Regions from separate parts of the Homo sapiens genome. Here region 1 is linked to region 2. A link is an interaction called in ENCODE POLR2A ChIA-PET data of the cell type or tissue named here. Cell type or tissue: CD4-positive, alpha-beta T cell. All regions are shown on one strand. Links, peaks and the distances in the headings refer to the core of each region. The heading gives the core; the rest is flanking DNA. Region 1 overlaps LINC02998 (long intergenic non-protein coding RNA 2998). Region 2 overlaps LINC02998 (long intergenic non-protein coding RNA 2998).

Region 1 (7,786 bases), core at 2,106-4,605, 53 kb before region 2:
CAGTTCCCACCTATGAGTGAGAACATGTGGTCTACACCTGATTCTTCATATGGAGTTTAATTTTTGAGGTTCTCTTATGGCCAGAAGTTAGAAAAACTATTTTCTTAATCTTTGATTCTATAATCTGCTTTGAAAGCAAGAATAATACCAATGTGCTTCACAAATTCCAAATTGTGACTGAGTGTTCTTTAGATTTATTTAGGTCCTCAAATAGCCATTGCCTGCCGGCTCCCGTTGAAATCTGTGATGCTGATGAAAGCCATGAGCCCAGGAAGTGCTGGTCTGGCCAAAAGATGCTGCTGTCAGCAGCAGTGGGGGATATCTGTTGTGCTCATCTGAGTTTTAAATCCTGAAGCTTCTTTAAGTGAAAAGGTGCCAAGGTGCTGGAAAGATTCTTCATTTTCACTCAGTAAGAGGTAGGTTCTATAACTATTTTTTTAAAAACACTTTCCAGCCTGGCTGTGGTGGCTCACGCCTGTAATCCCAACACTTTGGGAGGCCAAGGCGGGTGGATCACCTGAGGTCAAGAGTTCAAGACCAGCCTGGCCAACACGGAAAACCCTATCTCTACTAAAAATACAAAAAAAAAATAGCTAGGTTTTGTGGGGGTGGGGTGGGGGGGGGGACCTGTAATCCCAGCTACTTGGGAGGCTGAGGCAGTAGAGTTACTTGAGCCTGGGAGGCGGAGGTTACAGTGAGCCAAGATTGCACCATCTCACCATTGCACTTCAGTCTGGGTGACAGAGCGATACTCTGTCTCAAAAAAAGAAAACAAAAAGAACAAAACAAACAAACACAAACAAAAAAAAACACTTTCCAGAAGAAAAGTAGAGTTTCTTCATCATGATGGTAATGTTCTCATTAGTCATATAGATGTGACTGAAGTACGGGAGTTGCAGACATTTTGCCTTTTGGTTACAGAGAAAACTAATAATGAGACCAAAGACTGGAGACAGAAAATAGGGCTAAGTTTAGAAAGAATGGAACCAGATCTTCTACTCTTGGCAGTGCCCTTGCCAGTTCCCCAAGCAACCTTCTTGCTCTCTCCTCAGAACCCCTAGAACCATATGGGGAATGTACACTAAGGATCCATGGTCCTGACCACCTTCCCTCTTCAAAGTCAATGAGTTCAGGGGTCTTATCTCTTTAGAAAGTTGATTTCTATCATGAAAACGACCCAGTTGTCCTTATAGTGAACACATAAACCAGTGATTAACAAATGGAAGTTGGAGATACGTTTGAGACCAACTCACATGCTGGCTTGAAAATTGTATTCTGACTAAACTGATTTACATCTTCTTTTCAAATACCTTTTTATTCATTATCGTATACTCAGCTTGGCTCGGGAATTTAGTGCCAGGCTTCTATAGCAAATGGGAATAGGGATTGCTGAAGTTAATCTCTGCTAATGTGTAAATTAATAAATAAGCTTTTCTGAAATGCTTAAATCTTTTGCTAAAGGCTCCTAAGAAGTGATACTAATAGGAAAGTGCCTATGGAGCAATGCTAAGAAATTTCAGCAAGAAGGAGAAGCTCAGACCTAATGCAAGAGCATGGCAGACATGATTCTGGTCAGTTAAATGCTCAAATTTACTAATGCACTTTCACATGTAGCCAGTTACATTTAAGTGGCTTTTAAAAAAAAATCAATTCTATAATTAAGTTTCACAGCATGAAGACATAAGCTAGTAGTTATGTTTTAAATTAATAAAGTGATGAATTATTGCTTAGAGTGAGCACACCAGGAGAGACTAATGAATGTTTTGTTGAGGTAAACTAGTGTAAAAGGAAAAAGACACAGGACATGGCTTGCCTTGGCTCAGCAAAAAAGGGATCAGGGGAGGCCAGGCTCAGTGTTTGAAGAGTCTTTCATTTCATAAAGGGTTTTAGAGTGCTTAAAGAGAGAAATGCATCTCTTCCTCTTCCTTCTTCCTCCTTCCCTCCTTATCCTTCTTAAAAAAATTGGTCTGTGGTTTTGGACAATTTAAATTTGTAATAACTGTTACAAACTGTAATGTAGAAAAAGAAACAGAACCCAGACAAATTGGTTAATGTATAAATGCATTTTTTGCAATATTGGCTTGCTCCAGTATTGTTTCTGGTGTGGCAAGCCTATGGAGCTCAGTGGGAAGACAAGCTCTTCCTGCTGCCCACACCCTGTTCTCTCACAGACAAAGATCTTGGAAAGGCAGACCTTGGCAGGTGTCTGCTCTGCACACAACGAAGGCAGATGACCTAGTTGAAGTCTGTGGCAAATGCCTTCCAGCAATGCTACCAAATTAGCATTAAAACAAACAAACAAACAAACAAAAACTCTAATTCAATTTTTTTTCCCATTAGGCTGAAACTCTGATCATTGCAAAGCAGATGGCGTAAAGCAATAGAGTAGGAGTGGGATTATTTTCTAGCATGAATTAAATTGCTTATAAGCCAATTCCTAGGTAATGGAAGTCTGTAGAGCATCATCATCTGTTTGTTTGGGATCTGGTCAAGTAACATGCCAACAATGGTATTAAAAAGAAAAAAAAAGAAGCAGTTGATAGAAATCAGGAGGAATAAGATTTCGACACAAAGACTGATGGTCTGTTTAGTGAAATGAAAAGAGACCTGAGAGTTAGAAGACTTGGGCTCAAGTCCTGACTCTATTTACTACTTGCTTCCTAACTGTGCCTTATTAAGCCACTTAATCTCTCCAATCCTCAGTTTCTTCATCTATAAAAATAATAATAATAATGGTGAGTATTTCCTTGGGTTACTGTGAAGATTTCACAACAATTTCTTTAAAAAAAAGCTATTTTGTTGTAATATCGGAATGATTAATAGACACTAATATCTTTGTAAGGCTTTAGTCTTCCTATCTTTCTATAAGATGCCTACTTTAGATTATCTGACCTGAATGTTTGACTTAACCTTTTTGAAAGAAGAGATAAACAAGTCTTGTGATTATTCAGGCATCTTTAGTTTAATGAACTCCTAGATAATTTGGGAAATCACTGCAACTAACTAGCTACTTCTTGTTTGTCTTGTTCTACATTCATTTCCAAGATATCCTCTGTCCAAACTTGGGAAGAAGTCAGAGCTGATAGGGTTTCTTTGTAAACGGAATTGTATTCTGTATAGTTTAAGAGAAAGAGTGAGCAATTAAGCAACAGTAACTTACTCCAATATCTGAGCTGATAAAAACCTCAATAGTAGATGAGATTATGGTCCTCTCATACGCTATTCATTCTGTTTTTACAAGCCAGTGGTTTAGGATGTTCTAAGTCCCAAATGGAGTTGGAATATTATTTTCTAGTGTGTGACTTTCTAGTCAACTGAAGGTATATCTGTATCCCGGAGACTTATTTGATTATTTGGGAGGGCTTATTATAAAAGGATTGCAGAAAGCATTTACACGACTTGCAATTATATCTTTTTTTGAAACGGAGTTTCACTCTTTCACCCAGGCTGGAATGCAGTGGCATGATCTCACCTCACTGCAGCCTCCGCCTCCCAGGCTCAAAGGATCCTCCCACCTCAGCCTCCCGAGTAGCTGGGACCACAGATGTGCACCATCATGCCCAGCTACTTTTTTTGTATTTTTGGTAGAGACGGGGTTTCACCATGTTGCCTAGGCTGGTCTCAAACTCTTGAGCTCAAGCAGTCTGCCTGCCTTGGTCTCTCAAAGTGCTGGATTACAGGTGTGAGCCACCATGCCCAGCAGCAACCATAGCTCTTACGAGATTTGTTCCCTTGAGTTTCATCAACATTTTCAGATTTGTTAGCATCTGACATTGAAAACAAGAGTTTTCTAAAAATATTTGAAAGAGATTCATGACAAAGAAAGGATTTCCGAAATTCTTTATCTCTCATTTAACATACCAAGAATCACACCTGGACCACATTTCTCTATAACAAGGAATAAGCTTTTGGATCAGGTAAATGTTCTGCCATGATGGCCAGGCCATGAGGTGTGTTCCCTGAATAGAAGGAGGATTTCATGTGCAGGAAGCAGGAAAAGTCTATCCCTTTTATCTCCAGGAGACAATGAAAAGAAGGGAGACAGAGGTAGGTAAAGAAGGCTGTCAGACATGTGAGTCCTGAATTCCCTTTGATGAGCTTTAATTTTACTTCCTGCTAGAAATCTGCAAGAGGCATCTGTGCAATGGACATCATGCCAACAAGGCACAGCTCAGCTAAGAGAGCAGCAGGCTAGACAGAGGATCTGGATTACACTCCTGAGTCTCTCCTGATTTCTGTATGGCATAAACACCAAGAGAGAGCCAGGGGGTCATCCTTAGGGCCATCATGGTTGGAGTGAGATAATCACATAATAAAGGCTGGGGAAGAACAATTTGGTCTGGGGCTCTGGAAGGACATAACAAAGACTCAGAGAAGTCTGCCCTGCAAAGTTAACAGAAAGTAGCCACAGGATCCTGACTCAACTGAGAAAGAATTCAGCAGCTGCCCACTGCAAAGCAGACTCCCTACAGGCAAGGCCACCTAGGATTGGGAGGACATCAGGTGGGCTTGAGACTCTTTTACTCCAGTGTTTTTCCTTTCATATCCTAGACACTACGTAGGAGAAAGAAAAGTTAATATTAATAACAGCAATTATTCCAACAGTACAGGTATTACTCAGAGGTTATTTACATTGTAGCAGTAGAGAAAGGTTTACCTGGATTCGGCATTGAGTCATCCTCTTTGGTATATCCCAACAAACAAGCAAGGGAAGCATCATGAGAAAGATTAGGCCCAGAGGTATATCTTCTCTGCACATCTGAATTGTTATGTGAGTAAATTTTGCAAGCCCATCACACAATATTTCCTAAGCAATATGAGATAATAAAAATTTATCTGTTGAAAGCTTCATGTATGCCAAGCACTAGGCTAGGAACTGTAGACTGAATGAAGGATGAGGCGTAGTGTAGTCTTTGCCTTCAAGAAGCTCATGGTTTAATAGGAGAGCCATCTCAGGTCATTAAAATGATCCGTTTACTTGTCTAAGTATTATAGTTAAAGCAAGCACAAGAGGATGATAGGAGAGCCATCTACCAAATCTATCAAGATTATGGTCTAGAAATGTCCAATGAGCATCATACATGACTAAAAAGGTGCTGCTAGTAGCTATCAGACTTCAGAAGTTTAGTGGCTTAAAGAAAAGAGCTATTCTTTCTCATGAAAGAGTCATGGAGGGTCTTCTGGTAGGAGGAGCAGCTATCCTCTCCTTCATTCAGGGACCCAGGCTGAGGGTTGCTCTGTCATATTCAACATGTGGATCTCAAAGTCACCTTGAGCATCCACCTTACAGTCAGCCAACAGTGAGAGGGTTTTATGGACACACATAACTACAAGGGAAGTTGGGGGAGTTAAGCTGGTCAAGGGGGAGACAGGATTTTGTAGGACATCTGTAATGTTCCACAAATGTAAGCTTCACTGACTGTAGTGGAATGGCTTGTTGAAGATTAAAAACTGATGGCTTTTGTTTCGAACTGTGGAAGTGAGGCATGGAAGATCTTTCAGTAGCATTTAGACAGTGACTCGAGACATTCTTCTTCCATCTCTTGCCACAAAGGTGGGGTTATAAACAGATCTATTGTTTTTGTAGGTGAGAGCTCTCTTGAAGGAAATCATATTTTATTGTCCAAAAAGAAGGTAGGGGTTAACATTTTAGAGTTTAGAAGGCCAGAAAGAAAAGAAGCTTCCAGGTTTGTACTCAGATCCATTGCACCCACAGCAACAACCTGTAAACAGGCCATTTTGTGTTTTCTTCAGCAGAAAGGCAATCCAGGTCTCTTGTCCTGGAAAGCATTTAGAATGAGGCATTTGTGCTTTAGGGCATAGCGAAAGAGGTATCAGCATTCTGAGGAATGAGAAGGGGCAGGAAGTTTGTTGGGTGCTCAGCGTGAGAGCCGGTCTTGGGATCCTTCTGTGGCTCTAGTGGGTCCAGGGCTGGTGGACTGAGGAAAGGACTGTAGTGAGTGGACACTGCATGGTGCCTGTGGAGTGACTGGACCAGACCATCAGTCACAACCTTGTGTTTCAGGAGGGCTCTTGAATGACAGGCTGCTGATCTGTAGTTGAATGGAGCCTTCCTCTTCTCTGAAGTTCAGGGACCCTATCCAGTAGTGTCTTTTGGAGATACCATCCATGAATGTCTCAGCCCCTGTGATATGGCATTGCTCAGCAACACCCCTGTGCTGGAGGGACACTCTTTCAGAATGGCTGCACTTGCTACTCCACGGGCAAAGAGCCAAGTGAATGCCTCCATGTACATCTAATCTCTCAAGTGGAAAAGCCAGTAGCAATTTTCTGCGGAGCTTTCTTCCTCATCTTCTACTTCTATTCTGTTACCAAATTATGAGAATTTTACCTCTTAAGTATTGCTTGACACTCTTAACTTTTTCCAACTTTGGTGTCACCACATAAGCTTAAATCATGATCATCCTTCTCACCTATACTTCTCCCATGGACTCTTTAGGTCGACTATTCCTTGCTCTTCCCTCCAACACAATCTGTTGCCACTGTATTCAAAGTTGCTGTCTTCCCATAGTTACCTGAATTATAGCTAAAACCCCTTAGTATTCCCCATGAAATTTGACTTTGTCTAGAAAGCCCAACTATCTTTTCTCCAGCCCATCATGGACCACATCCCTCACTCATATTGGCTTCATCCTATCACATTGGCCTTCTTCCAGGTCCTGGAGAAACTAGCCCTGCTCCTTCCCACCTTTGGACCTTTGCAAAGGCCATGCACTGGGCCTGGGGTGCTTTTTCACAGTCTGCCTGGGCAGAATTTGCTCCCAATCATCCTCCAGTTCTCAGATACATCAGGGTGACCCCTGACTCCTCCTAAGACTGGATCAAGTGCCTACTCCTTACTACATGGTATGATAAAACTTTTCTTCATAGCACTAGGTATAAAATGAGCCCAGTGGTCATTTTATACCTAATCATATAACATTTGATTAACACCCATGTTCTGCTGTAGACTGTAAGAATTATGAAGCCAGGAACTGTGCAATTTTTTTTCCCTCCCTTCCTTCCTTCCTTCCTTCCTTCCTTCCTTCCTTTCCTTTTGCATCTTAGACCACACTATCTTGTTCACATTTTACCTCTAATGCCTGACACACAGACGTTTCTCAATAAATTCTTGTTTAATGTGCAAGAAAACAAACTGTAATAACAGCAGGGACATGCTTTAAAATTTTCAAAACTGCGCTGGGCACAGTGACTCATGCCTGTAATTTAAGCACTTTGGGAGGCTGAAGCAAGGGGATCGCCTGAGCCCAGGGGTTCTAGACCAGCCTGGGAGACACGGCGAAACCCCGTCTCTACAAAAACAAAAACAAACACAAACAAAAGACAAAAAAAATAGCTGAGCATGGTGGAATGTGCCTGTAATCCCAGCTGCTTGAGTGGCTGAGGCAGGAGAATTGCTTGAGCCTGGGAGCTTGAGGCTGCACTGGGCCATGATCATGCCACTGTGCTCCTGGGCAACAGAGTGAGACCCTGTCTCAAAATAAATATAATATAATATAATATAAAATGAATTTCAAAGCCTTTTCATATACATGATCTCACTTGACAAATGAGAGGGAAAGGGGGAGTTAGAGTCCCTTCTCAGCATGCTGCTCTGCCTGCCTTACATAGAATCTGCTATCAGAGGAAGAGCTTTAAACAAGCTTTTGGGGCCAGGGTATAGTGTGGGATGTGATGAATGGTGCCTTGTAAGATGCTTCCTGTGAAGCTTGCCCATGGGAATGAGTTATATGTATAATATATATACATTTGTATGAACTCTGCA
Region 2 (7,786 bases), core at 3,128-5,627:
CACAGGTCAGAGTGTACTGTTTTCACCTCTAAAATGCTGCTATCTTTTGTTTGCCTTTCAGACCCATTATGTACCCTTCTCCCCATTTTCTGTCCCGACAGCTAATCTGTATCGCATCAGCAAACTCCCTTCCCTCTGGCTACTAGTTCAGTTTTGACAATATGGAGCCCTGGAAAGGGAGAGTGAGTTCAGGGTATATATTCCTCAGCTACCTCCTTGCCTTACACACAAATCATCTGCATCTCTCACTTGAAGGCACAGATCCTATCTAGAAGCCTTCCCTACACACCTGGTTTAAATGCCATGTACTCTATACTTCTTTGCATCCCTGCCTTTGTCTTTCCTTTATTTCTCTGTCAGTCTGAAATTCTCTTCCTTCTCTTTACTGAAATATTTTCCATTTAATCCTGCATTATCCTTTGTATTGGGTTTATTAGGAAGATTCCAGAACTGCAAAATGGAAGGAGCCTTGAATTTACTGCTTGGGGAGAAGATGGCCCGCAGATCAGGAACAGCCCTTACAGACTTGACATGAATGAGAAACAAACAACTTCTATTGGGTTAAGACACAAAAACGTGGGGATATATCTGCTTCAACTGCTAGCATTACCTTAATTCATGAGTAAAATTATTTTAGGAAATAGAAAAGTTTCTCACTGAGGTTCCCAAGTGTGGCATTAAGGTAAGTTATAAACATCCAGGCAGGAAAACTGTGATCATGAGAAAGCTATAGGAGTTCACAAAGAATGTGTTTCCTACTGTGATAGTTTACTAGATTGGTAGAGAAAGAAAACCCAGCAGTTCTGGTCTTTCTGGACTTGCCCAAATCATTTGACAAAGCTATGATATTCTTTTATTTTAGAGGAAAAATTATTCACAAGATAAAAATGAAATTAAGTGAATTATTTACAGGTTGAATTAATTTATTCAAAGATAGTGGCTAATAGATAGGGATCAACCTGAAGAAAGTTTTCTAGTGGTAACAAGGCTTGGTTCTGTACCATGAACTTGGGGGCATTTTTGTTAGTTTTAGACTTAGATAAAAAGATAGAGTCTTGTTCATTAAATTTGCTCACATTAAACAATGACCTGAATTGAACAAATACAATTTTATAAGATAAATGGAAATTTTGATGCTTAGGCACACACACACACACACACACACACACACACACACACAATGTGAGTAAAGGATGGGGGAGCCATGGATTAAAACCACTTAATACTCTGAATTTACTTGTGGGTAAAACCTAGGAGTCAATAGTGTGATGTTATCACCTTAAGGTCTAGTGCCACCTGAAACTGCATTGACAGAAGAATAATAGCAATTGATAGGTAGATATCAGGTATTGACACCCCTTTATGCCAGGCACTGTAGTAGGCACTTTACTTGAGGCTACATATTAAACCATGTTTCCTAGAAAGGGAAGTAACTTGCCAAAGCCACGCTGCTAGTGAGTGGCAGTCTCTGAAATCAGATTTAGCAGAGTCTGTTCCTTTCTGCGCTAGTTAAGTCACATGGAATTATTTCTATTCTAGGCAGCCTATTTTAAGAGTAGAAAAGTAAAGCTTCTTAATGGGAAAAGGACCAAGATAATTTGAAAATCTTATCCCATGGAAATGTTTGAAAGATTAGGAGACAGAGGCCTTGGAGAAAAGAAGACTCAGAGAACTTGGCCCCTGTCTTCCAATATTCAACAGATTGCCAAGAAGGAGGATTTGAATGATTCTGTTCTGCCTCCTGGTCTCTCATACAGGATTTATTGGAGGAATAAAGAAAAGCTATGAAGTGATAGATTTCAATTCAATATCAGGAAGAGCCTTCTAACAGAGTTGTCCAAAGACAGACTTGGCTGCATCAGAGAGACTGGACACTTCCAACCTCAACTTGCAGCACTTGGCAGGGATTTTCCTGGGCAATTGACCTCGGGTCATTTTTAAAGGTTCCTTCCAGGTTTGAGAGCCTTTGATTTTCATGCTCACTGTGCTGTACTTGGGCAACTCAGGAAATTTGCAAACCAGCTGGCAGTTGCCTGCATCATTTGTGTGGTGACTTGGCTTTGTCAAGAGATAGTTCAAGAGGCAAATAAAATCCTCCTCCTAGAGATCAGAGTTTATGTTTATAGAATGAATGAAAGAAACTATGAACCAAACATTTATGAACAATGTCTGTGAGCCAGGCACAGTGCCTGGACATCCTCCACATCTTGTGCCTTTCCTCCCACAAAGTACGGGACTGAAGTTATTTCCTTTGAGAAATAATCATTCTAGTCAAAGATAAAATGCTGTTTTTGTTTTCTGTTTCTCTTCAAGAGGTTTGACTGAAAAAAAGATCTCATCACTTCATTTTCATGCCTTATTATGATTGTGTTGACAACAATAATGGATTAATTCTTTCCAACCTCCAGAGAAGAGCTGCCAGATAATGAACATGGGGAGGAATGCTGAGAAACCATTTTCCTTTTTGAGTAGGGTCTGGATTTAGGTAGGGAGGGCAGGGGCAGAACAACCAGAAATAGAGAGATTCCTGTCTTCAAGAGGGGCTTGAAGGGGGGCACAGAGTGAACTTCTGAGAGTGCGTGGCAGTCTTGATACACACACACAAATCCACTTTTAATAACCACCAAGAGCACTGGACCTCGGACAGAGCATGTACACTGTGAAAAGGTATGCTGGTGATTTTCAAGCCTTTGTTTGTCCAAAATAGGCCAACATGGTTGAATTGGGTCTCTAAAGCACCTCTGGAAAACCCCAGGGAGTTTTGAACACAGTTTGAAAAAGCACTATGATAAATAAGTCCAAGTGAATACAGGGCAAATAGATGGCAATCCCTGGGCTTGTTTATTTCTAAACAGAGTTCTCTCCCAGGCTCTCCTAGTACAGCATAGGCTAAGCTGAAAGACAGCCTATTGGTTGTCTGTTCTTTTTTGTTTAATTAATTTTTATTTTTATTTTAAGTTCTGGGGTACATGTGCAGGATGTGCAGGTTTGTCACATAGGTAAACGTGTGCCATGGTGGTTTGCTGCACGATCAACCCATCACCTAGGTATTAAGTCCCGTGTGCATTAACTATTTATCTTGATGCTCTCCCCCTACCCCACCCTCCAACAGGCCCCAGTGTGTGTTGTTCCCCTCCCTGTGTCCAGGTGTTCTCATTGTTCAGCTCCCACTTACGAGTGAGAACATACGGTGTTTGATTTTCTGTTCCTGTGTTAGTTTGCTGAGGATAATGGCTTGCAGCTCCATCCATGTCCCTGCAATGGATGTGATCTCATTCCTTTTTGTGGCTGCATAGTATTCCATGGTGAATATGTCCCACATTTTCTTTATCCAGTCTGTCATTGATGGGCATTTGGGTTGATTCCATGTCTTTGCTCTACCTGTTCTTTATTCTCTGTTTTCAGGGATAGCACTCTGGTCCTTGTCCTCATTACTACTAAAATCCCCTTGCCCTTCTCCCTACCTCTGGTCTCTGTCACTTCCAATGCATGCTGAATATAGAAAACAGACTGTTTTTTTTTTCCTAAAGTATATTTGTAAGGTCATGCTCTTGCCCAAGAATCTACCGAAGTACACTATTACCACCACTTTATTCAGGCTTCCCCGCTTCCACACACTTGTCCTCAAACAATCTCTGTTGCAACCCACCTGTCCTCTCTCACTCTCACCTTCAGGCCTCACCCGGCTGTTCCTTGCCTGGAACACTCTCTGTAGACCCAACCCCACCTCTTCTTTCCCTGATCACTTCTGCTGCTCACCCTTCCACCTTCCTTTGGACAGACTAGGAGCAACCCACTGCCCCCACCATGATGTGCACTATAATAGTACTTTATAACTTTCTATCCAAGGCAATCTAATTATAGTGCTTTTAAAGTTGCTTTATTACTTGTATCTCCTACTAAACTAAACAGCAAAAAAGGAATTTCTATACTTTATTTACTCTTGTACCTCCAGATCCTGGCAGTATAATTATTTGTTGAGTAAGTGATTAACTTCGACATAAATATTTGTTGAACAAGTAAATGAGTGAATGAGTGTGCGGCTGTTGATAGGATGATAGCTGGTTAGTAGCCTTTTACAGGTGTATTTTTCTTTGTGACACTCTTTCAGGTGGTCTTTGCGTTGTGATCCCCACAGTTTTGGAGTACCAAGTAAATGTTCCTTTTCTCTATTCATAGATGGGACAGCATGGCAGGAGTCATGAGTCTTCTGGAAATGAGACACTCTGAGTGTGGAGGAGGCTGTTGAACATCTATGGGAAAAAAAGAAGGAATTCAGGGCACAGTCTCCCTGGTAGCTGGTGGTGGTGGTGGGACAAACCCTGGAGGAGCTGGAAAAATGGCTTTTGTGCTCCTTCTTATTTCCATGTGGTAGCAGACATCATGCCTTATCTTGTTACCCAGAATCTCCCCAGTTTGCCATTGAAGAAATCAAGGTGTAGAGAAGCATAAGGACTTGCTCAGATATGGTGGCAGTGCCAGGCCTAGAGCTTAGTTCTTGCAGCAATACTTTCTGCCACCCTTCCTCTTCTCCCCACTACTCTCTGAAAGCCCTCTTTCCTATTTGCTAACTCAGTTATGCATGCAATGCTTCCTCCACGGCACTCACCACCACTGATGTGTGATGCTGTGAAAGCAGGAGGTCAAGGCCAGGGCACTTCCTCCTGTCTAGCATTTCTTGCAGAGAAGAGCTGTTCCTGTGTGTGTAGTAGGTGGGTGGGGCAAGGACTGGGACAAGCAGCACCAGGGGAGATTGCAAGAAATCCATCCCCATTTATGCAAATCTTTTCTTCTGGGGCTTCAGTAACAGCTTCACTTTTTTCTTTTGAAACTCCCAACAGAAAATGTTGTTTTAGATGGGTGCATGTGTGCAAGTACACATAAGTGCACATAACAACATCAGATACTCACGATAGGCATACTGTAGAGGATGAAAGGCCCACACCTACTTCAACCACCTTCATTCCCTCCTTCTCATGATTCATTTGTGGAGCGGGAGGCTGCTGACATCTTCAAATACAAGCCTCTCTGAGCTTGGAGTCAAGGGGCAACATTTCTGCAGAGGGCTCCTATAGACATCCATTTCCCCATGCTTTATTTCCAAGACCCTGATTTACGATGGATAAATTAAAGTTTCTTTGTTTATCACATGATAAGAAATGCAAGTTCATCTGCAAGATTCTCTGAGTTATTCCTTGCTCTGCAGATTTCATAAGTTCTGGTGGAGTTGACCTCCTTTCTGCTAAATGAGCACTGTTCCTGACCATGGATATTGGTATTGAAGATTTCTCAAAGGATCCAGCTCTTTAATTGGAATGTCCATGAATCAGGAAGAGCAGTGAATAGCTAGTTAAATGGTAATGGCCTTAAACAAGTCCTCAACACACATGAGCAACTGATTTCTTTTTCCTTTTATCTTTTTGTCCTTTCATTCCTTCAACCAATTTTCTCTTAGGGATCAAGGAGCTCACAATCTAGGGAGAGAGACAACAAAAAATTTGACCATTATTGCAAAATGTAGATGTAAGATGCTTGTATTGCAAGCAACAGAAAATCTGGCTCAATCAGGCTCAAACCAGGAAGGAAATTGATTGGCTCACATGACTGAAAACTCTCAAGGAAGGTTTGCCTAAGACAAGCTCACTCCCAGCAGCTCAGCCATTGGGTTTCTTTTCCATTTCTCTACCTGCCTTCTGGGATACTGGCTGCATTCTAAGGCTGACCCTGCTCAGAGTCCCAAAATGGCCATAAGCAACTCTCAGAGAAACATGCTTCCTTTTTCAGATCCCATGAGAAAGAATGTGTCTTTGCCCCAGCACTCCTGGAAAATGTCCTGAGACTCAGTGTGGTTCAGGGTGGGGCTGGTGGCTAAGCTGAGCTAATCAATTACATGACCAAAAGATGGTCACAGGCTCCACCCTGGAGGTAGATGTGAGAGTCAGCTGCACAGGAATCCCTAAATGGAAACAGAGCTGTGGGACAGGAAAAAGCAAGATAGCAAGAAATGTTGATTTCAGGGAAAGGGCTTTCACAGGGGTATTAATGTGATTGCCTGATGGGTTCTTCTTGCTGGCTGCACAGATAAACCCAATTTACTGAGACAGCAGTCTTGCAGTAAAGAAAGAATTTAGTTAATGCAAGACTGACCAAGCAGAAGGACAGGAGTTTATTATTACTCAAATTGCCTCTCCGAGAACTCAGAGGCTAGAGTTTTTATGAATAATTTGGTGGACAGGTGGGTAGGGAATGGGTGCTGCTGATTGGTTGGGGATGAAATCATAAGGGTGTGAAAAATGGTCCTCGTGTGCTGAATCTGCCTCTGGGTTGTGACCACAGGTGTGATTAAGACATGAGTTACGTGTCCAGGTGGGGTCAGTCAGTTGCCAGAATGCAAAAGTCTGAAAAACGTCTCAAAAGACCAATATTAGGTTATACAATAGTGATGTTATCTGTAGCAATAATTGTGAAAGTCACAAATATTATGGCCTCTGGCCACATGCTCTCCAGCATAGGGATTATAAAAACTATGCCTACATTTTAGCAGAATTCAGGCCCCTTCCATAATCCTAATCTCATGGCCTTTCATTAGTTTTACAAAGGCAGCTTCTGTCCCTCAGCAAGAAGGAGGTTAGTTTTAGGGAGGGACTATTATCATCCTTGTTCTAAAGTTAAACTGTAAACTAAATTCCTTCCATAGTTAGCTTGGCGTATGCCCAGGAATGAGCAAGGACAGTCAGCCTGTGAGACTAGAAGCAAGATGGAGTCAGCCATGCTAGACCTCTCTTGCTGTCATAATCTTTGCAAAAGTGGTTTCAATCATGTGACACCTGGAAGCACAAGAGGGGGGTCCCCCTCAGCCTGAGTAGGCTCAGGGTTTTCTGAGCCAAGAATGAGCCGTGGAAATGCAGGAAATTTGAACTGATCAACTACTAGAATATATTCCTATTGTACTTGAGGTGGAAGCTACCCTAGGTTAGAAAATGATGACAGTGTGAAATCTATCTAAAGAAGTCTGAGAACAGACTTTATGCCAGGACTCAAGAGGCTGTGTGTGTTTGGGAGTCCACATTCATCTCTTAAATTCTCAGCAAAGAGGATGAAAATATTTGAATATGTCCTAAGAGAGCTGTTCATACGCAGATTTCGGTTCCAGGGCCTGGGTAATACTGAACTGTATTACACAAGACAAGCCTAGGCTTGATTCCAACCAATCTGGGTTTGAGTCTTAGCTTTACCACTCATTGTGGCCTTGGGGAAATCACTTAACCTCTCTACTTGACCTCTTTGTATTTAAAATTTGAATAGCAGCACTTTCCTTGCAGTGATTGTGAAAAGCAGAAATAATGCCTCACAGTATACGGTGTGAAACAGGCATTAAGCAACTATGACTATTGCTATTTAAACAGAGCTGCCTCTCTGGCACGATGCAAGATCAGAAGAGGAATGTGCACTTTCTGGAAAAGCCTGGCTTTGGACAAGATCTAGGCAGTAAATACAAACATTGGGGAGCTATTAAGGACATGCTAATATGGGTGGAGTCTCTGCTGAGGTTCACGCCATGTTCCTCCTGGATTCACACATGCCTGGACATTCCTGGAAGATGGTCCTCCTTTTGGGAAAGGCGTATTTTAGGGATATAAAGCCTGGCATACTGGCTTGGTTCAAGGTAATAGACCCATATCAGAAAGTAAAACTCATAAACTTCACGCTTTTCTCAAAATCAGAACATTTCTGGTCTAGCCCCCCACAGTTGGCTCCTAAAGAAGAGACGCTGTAGGAACATGTA

The links. ChIA-PET counts read pairs that join two places held together with the same protein. Peaks named below come from ENCODE experiments on the same cell type or tissue, not always from the same donor. Only the 100,000 strongest peaks of a DNase experiment are listed, where the experiment ranks them.
Region 1: POLR2A ChIA-PET joins it to region 2 with 5 read pairs; 4 of 35 experiments call an interaction of 5 or more read pairs at or near these places.

Annotation. Positions count from the first base shown.
Region 1 is chr5:54,722,472-54,730,257 of GRCh38, reverse strand. The region is part of intron 1 of LINC02998 (long intergenic non-protein coding RNA 2998); the gene reads left to right. The region is part of intron 2 of LOC105378969 (a long non-coding RNA gene); the gene reads right to left. Among named protein-coding and RNA genes, the nearest start is that of LINC02998, 18 kb to the left of the region's middle. In CD4-positive, alpha-beta T cell, for the core only: no CTCF peak of the experiment used is centred there; no DNase peak of the experiment used is centred there.
Region 2 is chr5:54,670,855-54,678,640 of GRCh38, reverse strand. The region is part of intron 1 of LINC02998 (long intergenic non-protein coding RNA 2998); the gene reads left to right. Among named protein-coding and RNA genes, the nearest start is that of LINC02998, 70 kb to the left of the region's middle. In CD4-positive, alpha-beta T cell, for the core only: no CTCF peak of the experiment used is centred there; a DNase peak (open chromatin) is centred at 4,620.